Linked DNA regions of Homo sapiens: region 2 is linked to region 1. A link is an interaction called in ENCODE POLR2A ChIA-PET data of the cell type or tissue named here. Cell type or tissue: Panc1. All regions are shown on one strand. Links, peaks and the distances in the headings refer to the core of each region. The heading gives the core; the rest is flanking DNA.

Region 1 (8,220 bases), core at 2,138-7,137:
CTTAGAGTAACTTAATCACTTGCATAAAATCACTAGTAAGTCCAGGGCTGTCGTCTGATCCATGTAGCCCTGGGAAGGTAGAACGATGATGTGCTTGGTGCATGCCTTGGGAAAGTCACATAAATCTCAAGGCTTTGAGTGGCCAATCTGTACCATAAAAGAGTTGGTATTTTTTAAACTTTCAAATGTATAGCTGATTACAAAAGTGACTATGACAATTAACTATGTATTTGCTCTCCATAACTGACAGATGTTGGCATTTTCTCACAGTTGCTTCAGAGATGAGCTGGTATCTGAAATACTATATAGCTCCTCGTTTCTGTGTCTTGATTCTGGATTGTAAAACACCTAGAAAGTCTGACTTGGCAAAACTTGAAAAAATTTCAAAGATACAGAAGCATTTTATATCTACTCACTTATTTATGATTTCTGGCATTCTTCATTTCTTAAATAAATCTGAGTTTTCACCCTGTATTATTTTTGCTCAGCCCAAACAAGAACTTTATTTTATTTTATTTTATTTGAGATGGAGTTTCGCTCTTGTTGTCCAGGCTAGAGTGCAATGGCGCGATCTCGGCTTACCACAACCCCTGCCTCCTAGGTTCAAGCGATTCTTCTGCCTCAGCCTCTCGAGTAGCTGGGATTACAGGCCTGCACCACCATGCCTGGTTAATTTTGTATTTTTTTAGTACGGGGTTTCTCCATGTCGGTCAGGCTGATCTCAAACTCCTAACCTCAGGTGATCTGCCCACCTCGGCCTCCCAAAGTGCTGGGATTACAGGCATGAGCCACCACACCTGGTAAAGAACTTCTTTTAATATTTCATATGGTGTAGGTCTACCGGTAATAAATTCTACCACTTTTTGTCAGTAAAACATTCTTTCACCTTCATTTAAAAAATATATTTTCACTGGACACAGACTTTTGGTTGACAGTTTTGTTTTTGTTTTCAAATGTAATGCATTAAGGGTGTTATTCCATTGTCTTCTGTGTTGCATTGTTTCTAAGGAGTAATCAGTGATAATTCTTATCTTGGTTCTTTGTATGTAATATGTATTTTTACCTTGGCTGCTTTTAAGATTTTGGTCTTTATTGCTGGTTTTAAACAATTTGATTAAGATGTGCCTTGATGTTCTTTTCTTTGTGTTTATCTTGCCTGGGCTTTGCTGAGCTTCTTGGATCTGTAACTTTATAGTTTTTATCAACTTTGGAACATTTTTAGCCATTATTATTTCAGGGTTTTATTTTCATCCTCTCCTCCTGGAACTGCAATTATTCGTAGGATAGATCTTCTGTTATTGTTGCATAGGCCCCTGACACTCTGATTATTTATTTTTTTGGCCCTTGTTTCTCCTGGTTCTTTAATGTGAATAACTTCTATTATTATGTCATTGGATTTACTGATTTTTTTTTCTTCTGCAGTCTTTAATATGCTGTTAAACTCATCTAGTAAATTATTATTTTATTTTTTAACAAATGGGATCTTGCTGTGTTGCCCAGGCTGGCCCCAAACTCCTGGGTTCAAGCAATTCTCCCACCTCAGCCTCCAAAGTAGCTGGGACTAAAGGTGCATGCCACCACACCCAGCAAATTTTTATTTTAGATATTGTATTTTTTATCTCCAGAAGATACATTTGGTTCTTTTTTTATAGCTTCCACTTTTCACTATGTTTATATTCTTTAGATCTATGAACATATTTATAATAACTTTTAAAATCTTTGTCAGTTAATTACATCATCTTTGTCATTTGGGGTCTGTTTATATTGACTGGTATTTTTCATGATAATGGGTCACATTTTCCTGCTTCTCTAGATGTCTAGTAAGTTTTCATTGGATGCTAGACAATGTAGATGCTGTGCAGCTGAGTGCCTGGGTTTTGTTATTTTCCTTTGATGTTTGTTTTGGGAGGCAATTGAGTTACTCATTGACCAGCTTGATTTTTTTTTTTTAAGGCTTTTTTTTAAGCTTTATTGCAGTGGCTCTAGAGAAGCTTCTTATCTAAAGCTGGCTTAGGCCTACAAGAAAGGTGTAGCCTCACAGTGGTCTCTAATGAATGCCTTGGATGTTCAACAAATTATTCCCATTCTGGCTTGCTAAGATTTGAATGTCCCCCAGTCCCATGAGAGCTCTTGGAATTATTCAGCTTATACCTCTCCAATAGCAGTTCCTTGACAGTCTTGTATCATTTTACCCAATATCTGAGCAACTTAGTATTTAGCCAGTGACTCAAGTGGTCCCCTGTGCAGATTTCTGGCACTATGTGTCCATATAACACCATCTTGCCTGGGACTTTGCGTCACAAATTTCAGCCTTTTCAACCTCCATATATTATAATCTCTCTCTTCAACTCAGAGAGGCCACTGTGCTCTGCATGGGATCCTCCTCCCTGTGCTGCAGTCTAAAAAGCTCTTCCAGGCAGAAAGCCAGGGTGATCACTGGGCTCACTTGATTTGCATCCCTTCTTTCAGGCCTCATAGTTCTACACTACCTGTGGCCCAATCTCTGAAAAACAATTGTTTTATATCTTTGGTCTGGCTTTCCAGTTGTGTACAGCTGGAAAACAACTTTGGTACCAATTCCTTCATCATGGCCAGAATCAGAAGAAGTTCACCCTGATAACTTAAGAAAGAAAAATTTAAAAAAGGAACATATTGGAAGGGCCTAGGGGAATTCACCAAAAAGAAGTAATAGCCAAAGAATAGTCCTCAAAAGGGACAGAGACCACAGAAACTCTGGAGATCCAGGGTGTCTTAGTCTGTTTTCACACTGCTGATAAAGACATACTCGAGACTGGGCAATTTACAAAAGAAAGAGGTTTAATGGACTTACAGTTCCACATGGATGTGGAGGCCTCACAATCATGGTGGAAGGCAAAGAGGAGCAAGTCATGTCTTACATGGATGGAGGCAGGAAAAGAGAGAATGAGAAACGAAGCGAAACGGATTTCCCCTTATCAAACCATCAGATCTCATTCACACATCTTATTCACTACCACGAGAACAGTATGGGGGAGCCGCCCCCATGATTCAGTTATCTCCCTCTGGGTCCCTCCCACAACATGTGGGAATTATGGGAGTACAATTCAAGATGGGATTTGGGTGGGGACACAGAGCCAAACCATATCACGGGAGAACTAAGAAACAGTCTCTTCAGGACATAGATGACTGGACAAATTAGCTCCATGCCCATGGGGTCCTTCAAGACTCAAATTTCTGGGAGGAGATATATGGTCTAGTCACAGTCATGGGCTTACCTCTTGGCCAGAGGAGGACAAGACACTTTGGTTAATGATTCTACCAAGATGATATACGATAGTGGGAGGACAGATTCCAAAGCAAAACTGGGTTGCTCCTTCCAGAAGCAAGGAGATTGGCCCCTTGGCAGGCAAAAACAACAGAGACACATTACAAAATATTTATGAAAGCAATATTTACGAAAGCACAAAATCTTTAAGTAGGGTTGGCTTTTGAACTCAGAGCCGTGAGGTTTCTTTTTGCTATTTCACCACAAGGCTGCATGAATTCGTTCTTTCCCCTGACATCTCTGCCTTCCCCTCCAACACAGACAGACTTTCTCCACAACAAATCCATTTTATGAGCAACATCTAGACAATAACAAACTTCTCATCAGGCCAGAAATGCCAGTTTATAGCTCATCGAGAACAGAGATTCTCTGAGCCTGCCAATGTTCAAGGAAGATTTCCAGAGAATAAAACTTGCTTGGGGGTGAAGGGCAAGCTTGAACCTGTGTCCTGGGAACAAAACATGCAGCAAAATGCATTTCTTCTTTTCCCACTACTCATAACTACCAGGAGTTGGAAGCACCTTGCCTGAAAGAGAAGGTTGTGTTTTGTGTTTCAAGAGTGAGTCTGAGGTAGCTGCAGGCTAGATTATTAAGCAGATTAATTCAACCAAATATATTGACAAATGCACCAGCAGGTAAAGGAAGAAGATGTTCTCTGCTTAGATTGTTGTGAGGAAGTTTCTGTGTCCCCACTCTGCCTAGAGGCTAATCAGATATGTGTGTGTGTGTGTAACCTCTACAAAACAAAACACCCCAAATCCTTAAAATATCCACAAATGTTGTTTTCTTGTATGATCATACCCATTTCAGAGATGAAAAATCTGAGATACAGTACGTGGAACTGTGAGTCAGTGATTAAAAAAAAAAAAAAAAAAAAAAACAAGAATTGAGGCCAGGTGTGGTCACTCATGTCTGTAATCCAAGCACTTTAGGAGACCGAGTCAGGCAGATCACCTGAGGTCAGGAGTTCGAGACCAGCCTGGCCAACATGGTGAAACCCTGTCTCTACTAAAATACAAAAATGTGCTGGGCGTGGTGGTGGGCACCTGTAGTCCCAGCTACTCAGGAGGCGGAGGCAGGAAAATTGCTTGAATCCAGGAGGTAGAGGTTGCAGAGAGCCAAGATCGTGCCACTGCATTCCAGTCTGGGCCACAGAGTGAGACTCTGTCTCAAAAAAAAAAAAAAAAAAAAAAAAAAAAAAAAAAAAAAAAAGAATTGAGTTCAAAACTGCAGGATAAAACTTTTCTGTATGTCTTGAGAATAATTTTGAAAGCAAGAGAAACGGAAAGGAAGAGAAGGGAGAGGGAGGGGAAAGGACAAAGGAGGTAAGGAAAGCAAGTTAGCTCTTTGGCTAATTCATGTCTTCAAAGGTGCCTGGGTTTTTGGAGATTTAGAGTGCTGAGAGATGCTGTTTGCACACCACCAAGATTCAAATTGAAATTATAGGCAAGTAAAAGCACCTCCTATCCCATGGCTAACTCCTTTCTCCAGCTTTACATGTTAGCTATGTCCACCCTCAGGTTCTCAACTTAGAAAGAAGTCTTTTTATTCCTTGAGGGGATTTATTTCTTTCTCAAGAAAGAAATCATGGTAATTTCATGCTGATTGAGAAAAGACCAAAATGAGCTTATAAAATTAATTCCTGGGAGAGTTTTAGTCACTTGTATCTTGTTGACTGCTTTGCAAATCTTTTTTTTTTTTTTTTTGGCCAGGCACGGTGGCTCACGCCTGTAGTCCCAGTACTTTGGGAGGCCGACGTGGGTGGATCACTTGAGGTCAGGAGTTTGAGACCAGCCTGGCCAACATGTTGACTCCAGGTCTCTACTAAAAATACAAAAATCAGCCAGGTGTGGTGGCACATGCCTGTAATCCCAGCTACTCAGGAGGTTGAGGCAGGAGAATTGCTTGAACCCCAGAGGTGGAGTTTGCAGTGAGCCGAGATTGTGTCACTGCACTCCAGCCTGGGTGACAGAGTGAGACTCTGTCTAAAAAATAAAAATAAAAAAATATATATATATATGTAAACCCTCTAAGGGTTTCGGTTGCCAGGAGAGAAGAAAATGGAACCCAAAACACTTAGAGGAGGAATGACAGACTCATTTTATAGAACAGTGGGAAGGGATTTGGGGATTAGGAAAACCTTCTGGGGAAGTGTCTGGAGCCTGCGAGTTCTTGAAAAGGACAAACGATCATGTTCCCCATTGTGTTTCAGATGCCCAGCACAATGCCTGATCTGCACTAGGTGTTCAGTAAATTATTTGTTGAACGAAAGAATGATTAAGTGAGTAAATGTGAATCTCCAGTCAGGCCTAACCTATGTTTTTGCCAAACCAGACTCCAATGCCTTGATAGCTTTGCAGCTCTTTTTCCATTCTTTGTCGTCCTGGCAATTGTCTCTGATCCTTTCAAGGCAATAGATGCGACCCTTTGTGGATTATGAACATCTCTGAGAATCTGCTGAGAGTAACAGGCCCTTTTCTCAAAAAAAAGAATGCACAGACACGTACACACAATTTGGCATATCTTTTCAAGTGAGCGAATGCCCTGAACCTCACATGTGGCCACAGCCTAACAATCTCTGGAGCTTTTCCCACTCTTCTTCCTGTCTCTCTGCCCTGCAGACTTATTTGCTCCTTCACTGGGTCCTCATAGCACTTTTTAAAATCTTTTCAGTTTTTAGCTTAAAACAACATGTACTTTATTCACAAGTCTGTAATTTGTGCAGAGCTTGGGGGATGCCCTCTGGCTCCACTTCAGGCTGGGGCTGGAATCACCTGAAGGATTACTGCATGGTTTGAATGTGTCCCCCAAATTTCATGTACTGGAAACTTAGATCTCCAAGTTCATATGTTGATGGTATTTGGATGTGGGGCCTTTAGGAGGTAATTAGGATTAGATAAAGTCATCAGGGTGCAGCCCCCATGATGGGACTGGTGGCTTTATGAGCAGAGGAGGAGAGGCCTGAGCTGACACACATATTCTTGCCCTTTCATCATGTGATGCCCTCCACCATGTTATGATGCAGCAGGAAGGCCCTTGCCAGACACTGGCACCCTGATATTGGACTTCCCAGCCTCTAGAACTGTAAGAAATAAATTTCTTTTCTTTCTTTTTTTTTTTTTTGAGACAGAATCTCTGTCTCCCAGGCTGGAGTGCAGTGGCGCATCTCCACTCACTGCAAGCTTCGCCTCCTGGGTTCACGCCATTCTCCTGCCTCAGCCTCCTGCGTACCTGGGATTACAGGCACCCACCACCACGCCTGGCTAACTTTTTGTATTTTTTTTAGTAGAGATGGGGTTTCACGGTGTTAGCCAGGATGGTCTCGATCTCCTGACCTCATGATCCGCCCACCTCGGCCTCCCAAAGTACTGGGATTACAGGTGTGAACTACCGCGCCCGGCCAATTTCTTTTCTTTATAAATTTCTTTTCTCTAGAAATTACCCAGTCTATGATATTCTGTTATAGTAGCAGAACACAGACTAAGACAATTGCTCACTCACCTGTCCAGAAGCTGTCCAGAGATTGATGCTGAAGAGACCTAAACAGTGGGGAGCTAAAATAGCTGGGGGTCCTCAGGCATCTCCTCCTGTCTCTATGTGGTCTTTCTATGCATTCTCTCTGGCTTATCCAGAGCACTTTAAACATACCTCTCTTACTACTTAACCCACAACGTAGTAGTTGTTATTTGGGCCTGTGGATTGTGGCAATGTACTTAACATCTGTTTCATTGGCAAAACTGTAAATCCTTCAAGGACAAGGACCATAACTTGTTCATCTCTATTTCCTTAAGACCCTAGCAGCTACCTTGTATGTAACTATGTATTTAATATATGCTAGTTGGAATATGCACGTAGGTATGTGTTTATTTTATCATGATGTCCCACTACATTTCAACAAAGAAGTAGAATGGCGCTTATATACATACCTCAATACAACAAAATAAAAATGCAAATCAAAGAAATGGGGATAAAGTAAAAATAAAGCTAGGAAAAATGTTAAAATAAAAGATAACAGGCCAGGCATGGTGGCTCGCTCCTGTAATCCCAGCACTCTGGCAGGCCTAGGTGGGCAGATCACAAGGTCAAGAGATCGAGACCATCCTGGCCAACATGGTGAAAACCTGTCTCTACTAAAAATACAAAAATTAGCTGGGCATGGTGGCACGCACCTGTAGTCCCAGCTACTTGGGAGGCTGAGACAGGAGAATTGGTTGAACCCAGGAGTCAGAGGTTGCAGGGAGCCGAGATCGCGCCACTGCACTCCAGCCTGGCCACAGAGTGAGACTCCATCTCAAAAATAAAATAAAATAAAATAAAATCACTACCCAAAATGCATACCCACAAAGTTGTATATCATTATTGTCAGTGGCTCAGAAGAAGGGGCAAAGAGGGAAATACCCTCATTACTAAAGTTCACAGGGTTGCATACAGATGATCCTCAATTTACAATGGCTCAACTTATAATTTTTCAACTTTATGATGGTGCAAAAGTAACATGCATTCAGTAGAAACTGTACTTCAAGTACCCATACAGCCATTCTGCTTTTTGCTGTTAGTACAGCATTCAATAAACATGAGATATTCAACACTTTATTATAAAATAGGCTTTGTGTTAGATGATTTTGCCCAACTGTAGGTTAATATAAGTGTTCTGAGCTTGTTTAAAGTAGGCTAGGTGATATGGTTGGGCTGTGTCTCCACCCAAATCTTGTCTTGAATTGTAGCTCCCATCATTCCCATGTGTTGTGGGGGAACTCAATGGGAGGTAATTGAATCATGGGGGCAGTTTCCCCCATACTGTTCTGGTGGTAGTGAGTAAGTCTCACGAGATCTGATGGTTTTATAAGGGGTTCCCCCTTTCACTTGGCTCTCATTCTCTCTTGCCTGCTGCCATGTAAGATGTGCCTTTTGCCTTC
Region 2 (8,220 bases), core at 1,105-6,104, 510 kb before region 1:
CGTATTAGTTATTTTCTTCAGGGGTAGAACTAATTAGCTGCATTATGGGTGGTTCAGTATCCATATGATATCCACAGTTGGGTACCCTCTGACTGACTGATGGCAGAATATTCTGTCATCAGCACTCAGGTTCCAGAGAGAACTTTCTAGGCAATGGTCTAATAAATAAAGACGTAATGTTTTGTTTATGAGATGCTGTGACTCATCGCCTACTAGATAATCTTAATCTACCCCAAACTTAGACTAATGGTCATTATTATGGTCTCTGAAACAGTTTAGACATGGAGATAGACAGCCCTAAAGTCTATTTCCATACCATTACTTCCATCTGGCAAAATTTGATGGTTTCCTTCACTTACTAAAGTTGATTCTCAGAGGTCAAAAAATGTGCTCAGATATTCAAAAACTTGGTATTCAAAATGCCTAAATTTGGTAAAGAGACTTAGGATTATTACTATTTTTTTTATTTCTGGTGCTTACAAAATAAAGTCTTATTTTAAATCATTGAGCTATCTAGTTAGTTTATAAATAGAATTCAGGTGGTTCAAAATACATTATTTCATTTAAAATTTTAGGATCCAACGTGTTATGTACTGAGACAGCTTTATCATTTAGTCAAGGATTAAATCACGAAAAATTCATTTACTTATTTCTGGCAAGATGTATAACAGAAAACTCTTTAAATCTTTTAAATTACTGGAAGGATTCAACTATAGACAATCAAAAGACATCAAACATACTTTCTTCCTGAGGAAGAAAAGGAATCTGCTAGCAAACTTACAGTGAAAAGTGACCATGATTTACTGTTTAAAAGTTCTAAATGAAATGCATCAGACTGAAAATCAGGATAAGGTTTGCCATTCCTTTTAAGGCACACATCCTTCTAAGCTCATGTGATTTCCTACTTTATGTAGTAAAGAAGGACACAAACAATATGCTTCCATGTGTTTATTTCAACCTAAGCAATATTCAACTTCAAAAACTCAAAAATACTGTTTTCCCCATATATTCTGAAGGTGCCTTTGTAATTACTGTACTGATGAGTCTGTATACATACATAAATTAAAATAAATGTTGAGATCCTAAGTAAAAAATAGCTTACACTATAGCATAAACTGGCAATAAAACCTATCATTTTGTAATCTCTATCTTTATCCATAATGGAAAATAAACAAATCTATGACCTTAACCATTTATATGACCTCCCACAATACGTTTTTGAAGATCATCAAAAGATGCAATAAGAGACCTTTCTTGCAGAGATAAGTTGCTAATCTTAATAAGTGTTCCCAGAAAGAGAATACCAGTCAATGGGGAAAGCTGAATTAAAAATAGTCTAGCCAACTGTAAAACAACAACAGCATAGTAGAGTAGACGGTGGTTTATGGACTTCTATATTTAGCATTACATTATCATATTCTCCAACCCCACTCAAGTAGTATTCTAAAACATTAGTGTTTCATGCCTTTTTGCAGACTGACTCACGACTATATATGTAAAATATGAATATGTTAATTAGAGGTCAAAATATGGTACAAGTATATGTACACTTTACTAATAAAGCAATAAGATACTGTGCTTAAGAAAAACACATAAAAAAAGGTTTCCATTTATACATTGATATGTAATAGATTTAATGGAATGAAAGTTTACATCTGTACATCAAGTCTGCTTAAACACATTTTTCTTTTTTTTGTTAAGACAGGGTCTCGCTCTGTCACCCAGGATGGCGTGCAGTCACGCGATCATGGCTCACTGCAGCCTCAACTTCCCAGACTCAAGCAATCCTCCCACCTGAGCCTCCCAAGTGGTTGGGACTACAGGCATGTGCCAACCCACCCAGCTAATTGTTTGTAGAGATGGGGTCTCATTGTGTTGCTCAGGCTGGTCTTGAACTCCTGGGCTCAAGCCATCCTCCTGCCTAGGCCTCCCAAAGTTTTGAGATTACAGGCATGAGCCACCATGCCTGGCCTGCTTAAACAAGCTTGATTTCACTGTCAATAACCCTCCAGTAAAAAATTATACCGTACTTTTTTTTTTTTTTTTGGTGAGGAGTTTCCCTCTTACCACCTTGGCAGGAGTGCAGTGGGTGTGATCTTGGCTCACTGCAACCTCCGCCTCCCGGGTTCAAGCAATTCTCCTGAGTCAGTCTCCCAAGTAGCTGGGATTACAGACGCCCGCCACCATGCCCAGCTAATTTTTGTGTTTTTAATAGAGACGGGGTTTCACCAGGCTGGCCAGGCTGGTCTCGAACTCCTGACCTCAGGTGATCCGCCTGCCTCAGCCTCCTGAAGTGTTGGGATTACAGGTGTGAGCCACCACACCCACCCTACATAATTCTTTTACACTGTAAAAGTATTTTATGCTTTTAAATATATTTTTAAATACATATGCTTTTAGATAAATTATTAAATTTAATTAATATTTGAAGAATGATGGAAAAGAAAAATGGATTAAGAGTAAAAAACATAAAGGAGGCACGGAGAAAAAGGCTTTAAATTATTATTTAAATCTGATGTATACACTATTACTTTTTACATAATACAAACTGAAATATACAAGAAACAAAACAAATCACTGTGATATAGAACCCCTTAAAGAAAACGCTTGGAAAATCTTTGTCTTTTCTACACTGCAGGGCAAAAAAACCCTCTAATACTAGAGGTGCAGTATGCAGTTTCACTGCTGGACTGTGTACACTGTGAGAGGAATGCAAACTAAGCGCAAGATTGCTCCTGGAGGGATCACAAAACACTGCCCAGGACACTCTCATCATTCTGTGGGCCTGGAGCATTCTCTGGATCATTAAAACTGTCTCAAGTAGTTGCCACTCTATTCGAATTAGACACATTTCTAATAAGCCTCAAATTAAAAAAAAAAAGTTAATTTTGAAAAATTCACAAAAACAGGCCGGGCGTGGTAACTCACGCCGGTAATACTATCACTTTGGGAGGCTGAGGCAGGCAGATCACTTGAGGTCAGGAGTTTGAGACCAGCCTGGGCAACACGGTAAAACCCCGTCTCTATTAACATACAAAAAATTAGCCGGGCACTGTGGCGGGTGCCTGTAGTCCCAGCTACTCGGGAGGCTGAGGCAGGAATATTGCTTGAACCCAGGAGGTGGAGGTTGTAGTGAGCCGAGATCATGCCACTGAACTCTCCAGCCTGGGCGACAGAGCAAGACTCCAAGGGAAAAAAAAAAAAAAAACTAAAAATTTGCAAAAGACAATATAAAGACAATGATTCTGTACACTTTTTTCACATTACAATTAACTGAAAGTACTACTTTGGGTTAAAAACAGTATTAAAAATTGGAGAAATATTTTAAGGTCTCAGATGTTAAGAGCAACAGTATGTATGCCAATTGTTAGACTGTATTGTGGAAGGAAATTTTAGGTTCAACTATTATCTTAAGCACACACACACACGAGATACTTGCTTTACGGAGCTTTGACTTTTGCTAAATTAATTCACTAAAGATAAATGGAAGTGAAAGCAATGAGATGAGAAGGAAGTTATGACACATACATGGCATCATCTTTAAAATGAGAAACTGAAAGCTCAAGATGATGGCATGTGGGCATATGTGTCTTCTTTTATTTTCTATCTCCTGCCTTCTTCTCCTCCCATCTCTGAGACTCCACTCATGCCAATAAACAAGCTGATCATTAAGTTAAATGCTTCTATATGAGGTCTCAGGAAACTAACTTAGTAAGACTATAGATTACTTTTCTCATCTTTAACTGAGAACATTCTAAGTTATTTTAAAGCAACTGGGTGGGTAGAGGACAAGATTTAACTTTCTTTTTTAAGTCATGAGACTCGTTTATTTTCACAGCTAAACATTAACTGTTTTTTTTAATTCCATATTATAAAATTGTTGTATTTAAATCCAGATGCATTTTTATTTTTAAATATAGAGTAGTTACAAATAATATGTATCTTTTATTTTTAAGGTATACAATAAATTCTCAATTTCTCAACACTAGGAAAGGCAATGTCAGAGGGTTATACAATTAGGCAGAACTGAGTTTACATCTTACCTATTATAAGCTGCCTTAAGTCAATTAACTTCTCGGTATTTCAGTTTTCAATGCTACAAAGTAAGATAATAATGCCTACCTCATAGATATATAAACATAAAATAAGATAAAATAAGTGATAACCTTCAGGACATGATAGTTACTAAAATTAAGTACAGTCTCCACCACAAATCAGAATGAAATCATCCCTTCATCAATGCGCATCCCAAATTACCTAATGTGAGTTTGGGAATAGATTTTAAATTTTACAGTTCAAATAAGCATGTTACAAAACATATCAGAAAGGAAAATTCAAGGCCAGGCGTAGTGGCTCACGCCTGTAATCTCAGCACTTTGGGAGGCCGAGGCAGGCTGATCATGAGGTCAGGAGATCGAGACCATCCTGGCTAACACAGTGAAACCACATCTCTACTTAAAAATACAAAAAATTAGCCAGGCATGGTGGCGGGCACCTGTAGTCCCAGCTACTCAGGAGGCTGAGGCAGGAGAATGGCGTGAACCCGGGAGGCAGAGCTTGCAGTGAGCCGAGATCACACCGCTGCACTCCAGCCTGGGAGACAGAGCAAGACTCCACATCGAAAAAAAAAAAAAAAAAAGGAAGGAAAATTCTATCCGAAATCCAAATTATGAACTATTACAGTCACATGCTAACATTAATACCTTGAATCAATTCTCTTCTATTGATTTTCTTTTTTCTGGGTATGGTGGTGCATGCCTGTAGTGCAGTTTTTTGTTTTTTTGAGATGGGATTTTGCTCTGACACCCAGGCTGGAGTGCAGTGGAGCAATCTCAGCTCACTGCAACCTCCACCTCCCAGGCTCAAGTGATCCTTCCACCTCAACCTACAGAGTAGCTGGGACCATAGGCATGAATCACCAAGACCAGCTAATATTTTGTATTTTTGGTAGAGACAGTGTTTCACCATGTTGGCCAGGCTTGTCTCGAACACCTGAGCTCAAGCAATCTGCCCACCTCAACCTCCCTCTATTGGTTTTCTATTGAACAATATTACCTTCATAGGAAATGAATAGAATAGTGTCTCTCTCTCTCTCTCTGTGTTTTTTTTTTTTTTTTTTGAGATGGAGACTCACTCTGTTGCCAGGCTGGTGTGCAGTGGCGCGATCTTGGCTCACTGCAACCTCCACCTCCCGGGTTCAAGTGATTCTCCTGTCTCATCCTCCTGAGTAGCTGGCACTATAGGCATGCGCCACCACACCAAGCTAATTTTTGTATTTTTAGTAGAGACAGGGTTTCCCCATATTGGCCAGGATGGTCTCGATCTCTTGACCCTGTGATCCGACCAACTCACCCGGCCTCAGTATATTTTTAAAACAGAGGGGGAAAACACCAAAGTGGCCCAGGTTGGAGTGAAAGCTTTTTTCACTGAGATGGCCTCACAGACCAGCACACAACATGGAGTCCCAGAGGTCTTCAGACCCTGGCTGAAAGCTGCTTTCTCTATGCCAATCAAATCTGTAAAGTACAAGATGTCCTGTACCCAAGTGGAGATGCTTTTGTGTCTTTGCTGCTTTCTTCCAAAATACTGGCTCTTCCTCCTTTTTGTCTACTTTATTTCTCAAAATAAGTTGTAGATCATTCTTGGAGGCTCAACGCAGCCCAAAACAATCTTACTCTGCAATGCCCACCCAGGCCCTTAGCACAGCAGCTGGCTATTTGATATCCAATTTAGGGCATTTCTGTCTTCTTTCCCCGCCCAGTCTCATCCATAAGAGCAAGGTCTGTGTTAGCCCCTGGGCAGCCCAGAAGACCACTTTTTTGTACTGATAGTAGATAATACATATATAACTGGCTTGAGGGAGGAAAAAAATTAAGCATTGTTTTGGGCCAGTGCAGAGGATCCCTTAAACTCAGGAGTTCAAGACCAGCCTGGGCAACACAGGGAGCCCTCCTTTCCACTAAAAATAAAAATAAAAATAATTAGCTGGGCATAGTAGCCTGTGCCTCTAGTCCCAGCCACTTGGGTGGCTGAGGTGGGAGGATTCCTTGAACCCAGGAGATCCAGGCTACAGTGAGCTGTGATCGTGCCACTGCACTTCAGCCTGGGCAACAGAACAAGACCCTGTCTCAAACAAACAAACAAACCAAATCAAAAAGCATTGTTTGGATATCTAAGCCACTGTTTCCTTCGAGTATTAATAATCTAGTTTTATGTACCTCCAAAACTGACTCTCACTGACCTAGATAAATGGTTATTATAAGCCTTAAGACTCATCAGGCAAAAGCCTTTTTTAACCACCACTACCTCCAAGGAAAAAAACTGTTTATCAAAATACACACCTTTAAAATTTTTCTAATACTTAGTATCATTATGGTACTGTTGTGATATTACTAATACAAAAATATAAACAGTGGTAGAGTCATCCCACTGTACCTACGGGGGATTGGTTCCAGGGCCCCCACACAGATACCAAAATCCACAGATGCTTAAGTGCCTTATATAAAATGGTCTGGGCTGGGCGCATGGTTTGTGCCTATAATCCCAGCACTTTGAGATGGTGAGGTGGCCGGATTGCTTGACTCTAGGAGTTGGAGACCATCCTGGGCAATGTGGCAAAACCCCACCTTTACAAAAAATAAAAAATAAAAAAATTAGCCAGGTGTGGTGGCACATGCCTGTAGTCCCAGCTACTCAGGAGGCTGAGGTAGGAGGGTCACTTGAACCTTGAGGTTGAGTCTGCAGTGAGCCACGAATGTGCCACTGCACTTGGGTGACAGAACAAGACCCCGTCTCAAAAAAAAAAAAAGTCTAGTATTTGCATACGACCTACACATATCCCCCTGCATACTTCAAATCATCTCTAAATTACTTACAATACTGAATACAATGTAGATGCTATGTAAATAGTAGACTGTATTATTGGGGGAATAATTACAAGAAAAAAGTCTGTACATACTCAGACTTAGCCAACCGAGTATGTACAGACGTACTTTTTAAAAATATTTTCAATCTGTGGTTGGTTGAATCCTTGGAGGCAGAACCCACCGATATGGAGGGCCAGCTGTACTTATTTCTTATGAAAAGAGGTCAATTTGATTAAGTTTCTCTGTTCCTAAAAAATTTGGAATCTGGGGCCCCAGATGCCTGGGGAAGAAAGTATGACCGAAAGCAAGAAGCTTTAACAACAGCTTACTTGATGTCTCAGCTGGAGAAGGGAGTTCCCAGGGTCTCATTAATACTCAGCAAGTCTAACAGTGAGCTACTTTGGTGAAGGCAAACAAGGAAGACTGCTTAAACACACAACAAAGCAACTAAACCTTCTACGGTACTATACTGCCAAAAGGGCAGCTTCTTCTCCTTACAGCTCTTCCATCTGACACTGGTACGGCACTGAGACTCGTCACACCATTATGTACCCAATCTCCACATTGTAGAGCATGACTCAACTATAAATGGTATGAGGACAAGGGCCCCATCCATTTTGTCCACTGTTACATCCCCAGCATCTAGCACAATGTGTGGCATATAGTCCGCTTTAAAATAAATATATGTGTCTATATGTATATACAGTCAAGCAACAATGGAAGTACCTTCTAAGAAAAGCATCACTAAGTGATTTCATTGCTGTACAAACAACACAGATTGTACCCAGACAAACCTAAATGGTATATATTTTTTATTTATATAAAATTTTATAGGGAAAATCAAATGTCCCAGCAACATTATTAAATATTAATTATACCTCTTACTTGATCTGCAATGCCAATATCAAGTGCCATACATCAGGTTTCTACATATGCTCCACTATAATCTTTTGGGACTATGTCATATATGGAGTCCATAGTAGGCTGAAGTGTCATTATGCAGTGTGTACGTGTGTGTATATGTGTTTGAAAATAATGTTTACATGTATGGTATGCTCTTAAATAAGGACCGGGAGGATAGCAAAAATAATACACACACATATGCATATATATGCTGAGTATAATAAATAGATGGCAAAAATAAAGAAAAGTATTTTACCACTTCACTTTCACCATCATAGTGTCATATTGATTTTTTACAATATGATCTGAAGATAATTTGAAGAAATTATGTAAAATATGAGATACCACATTAATAAATTTCCCTCCAAGGCAAGATTACATGTAGACCATTTAATATTCCTTCTGACCAGATCCAAGCTTTACTTATAAACAGTTTATAAGATTCTGAAGA

Evidence for each region. Peaks named below come from ENCODE experiments on the same cell type or tissue, not always from the same donor. Only the 100,000 strongest peaks of a DNase experiment are listed, where the experiment ranks them.
Region 2: POLR2A ChIA-PET joins it to region 1 with 8 read pairs; 4 of 35 experiments call an interaction of 5 or more read pairs at or near these places.

The regions. Positions count from the first base shown.
Region 1 is chr12:116,562,456-116,570,675 of GRCh38, forward strand. The region is part of intron 1 of MAP1LC3B2 (microtubule associated protein 1 light chain 3 beta 2); the gene reads left to right. Among named protein-coding and RNA genes, the nearest start is that of MAP1LC3B2, 7.2 kb to the left of the region's middle. In Panc1, for the core only: no CTCF peak of the experiment used is centred there; no DNase peak of the experiment used is centred there.
Region 2 is chr12:116,057,388-116,065,607 of GRCh38, forward strand. All of the region lies in intron 4 of MED13L (mediator complex subunit 13L), which reads right to left. Among named protein-coding and RNA genes, the nearest start is that of MIR620, 87 kb to the right of the region's middle. In Panc1, for the core only: no CTCF peak of the experiment used is centred there; no DNase peak of the experiment used is centred there; H3K27ac peaks cover 1,548 bases.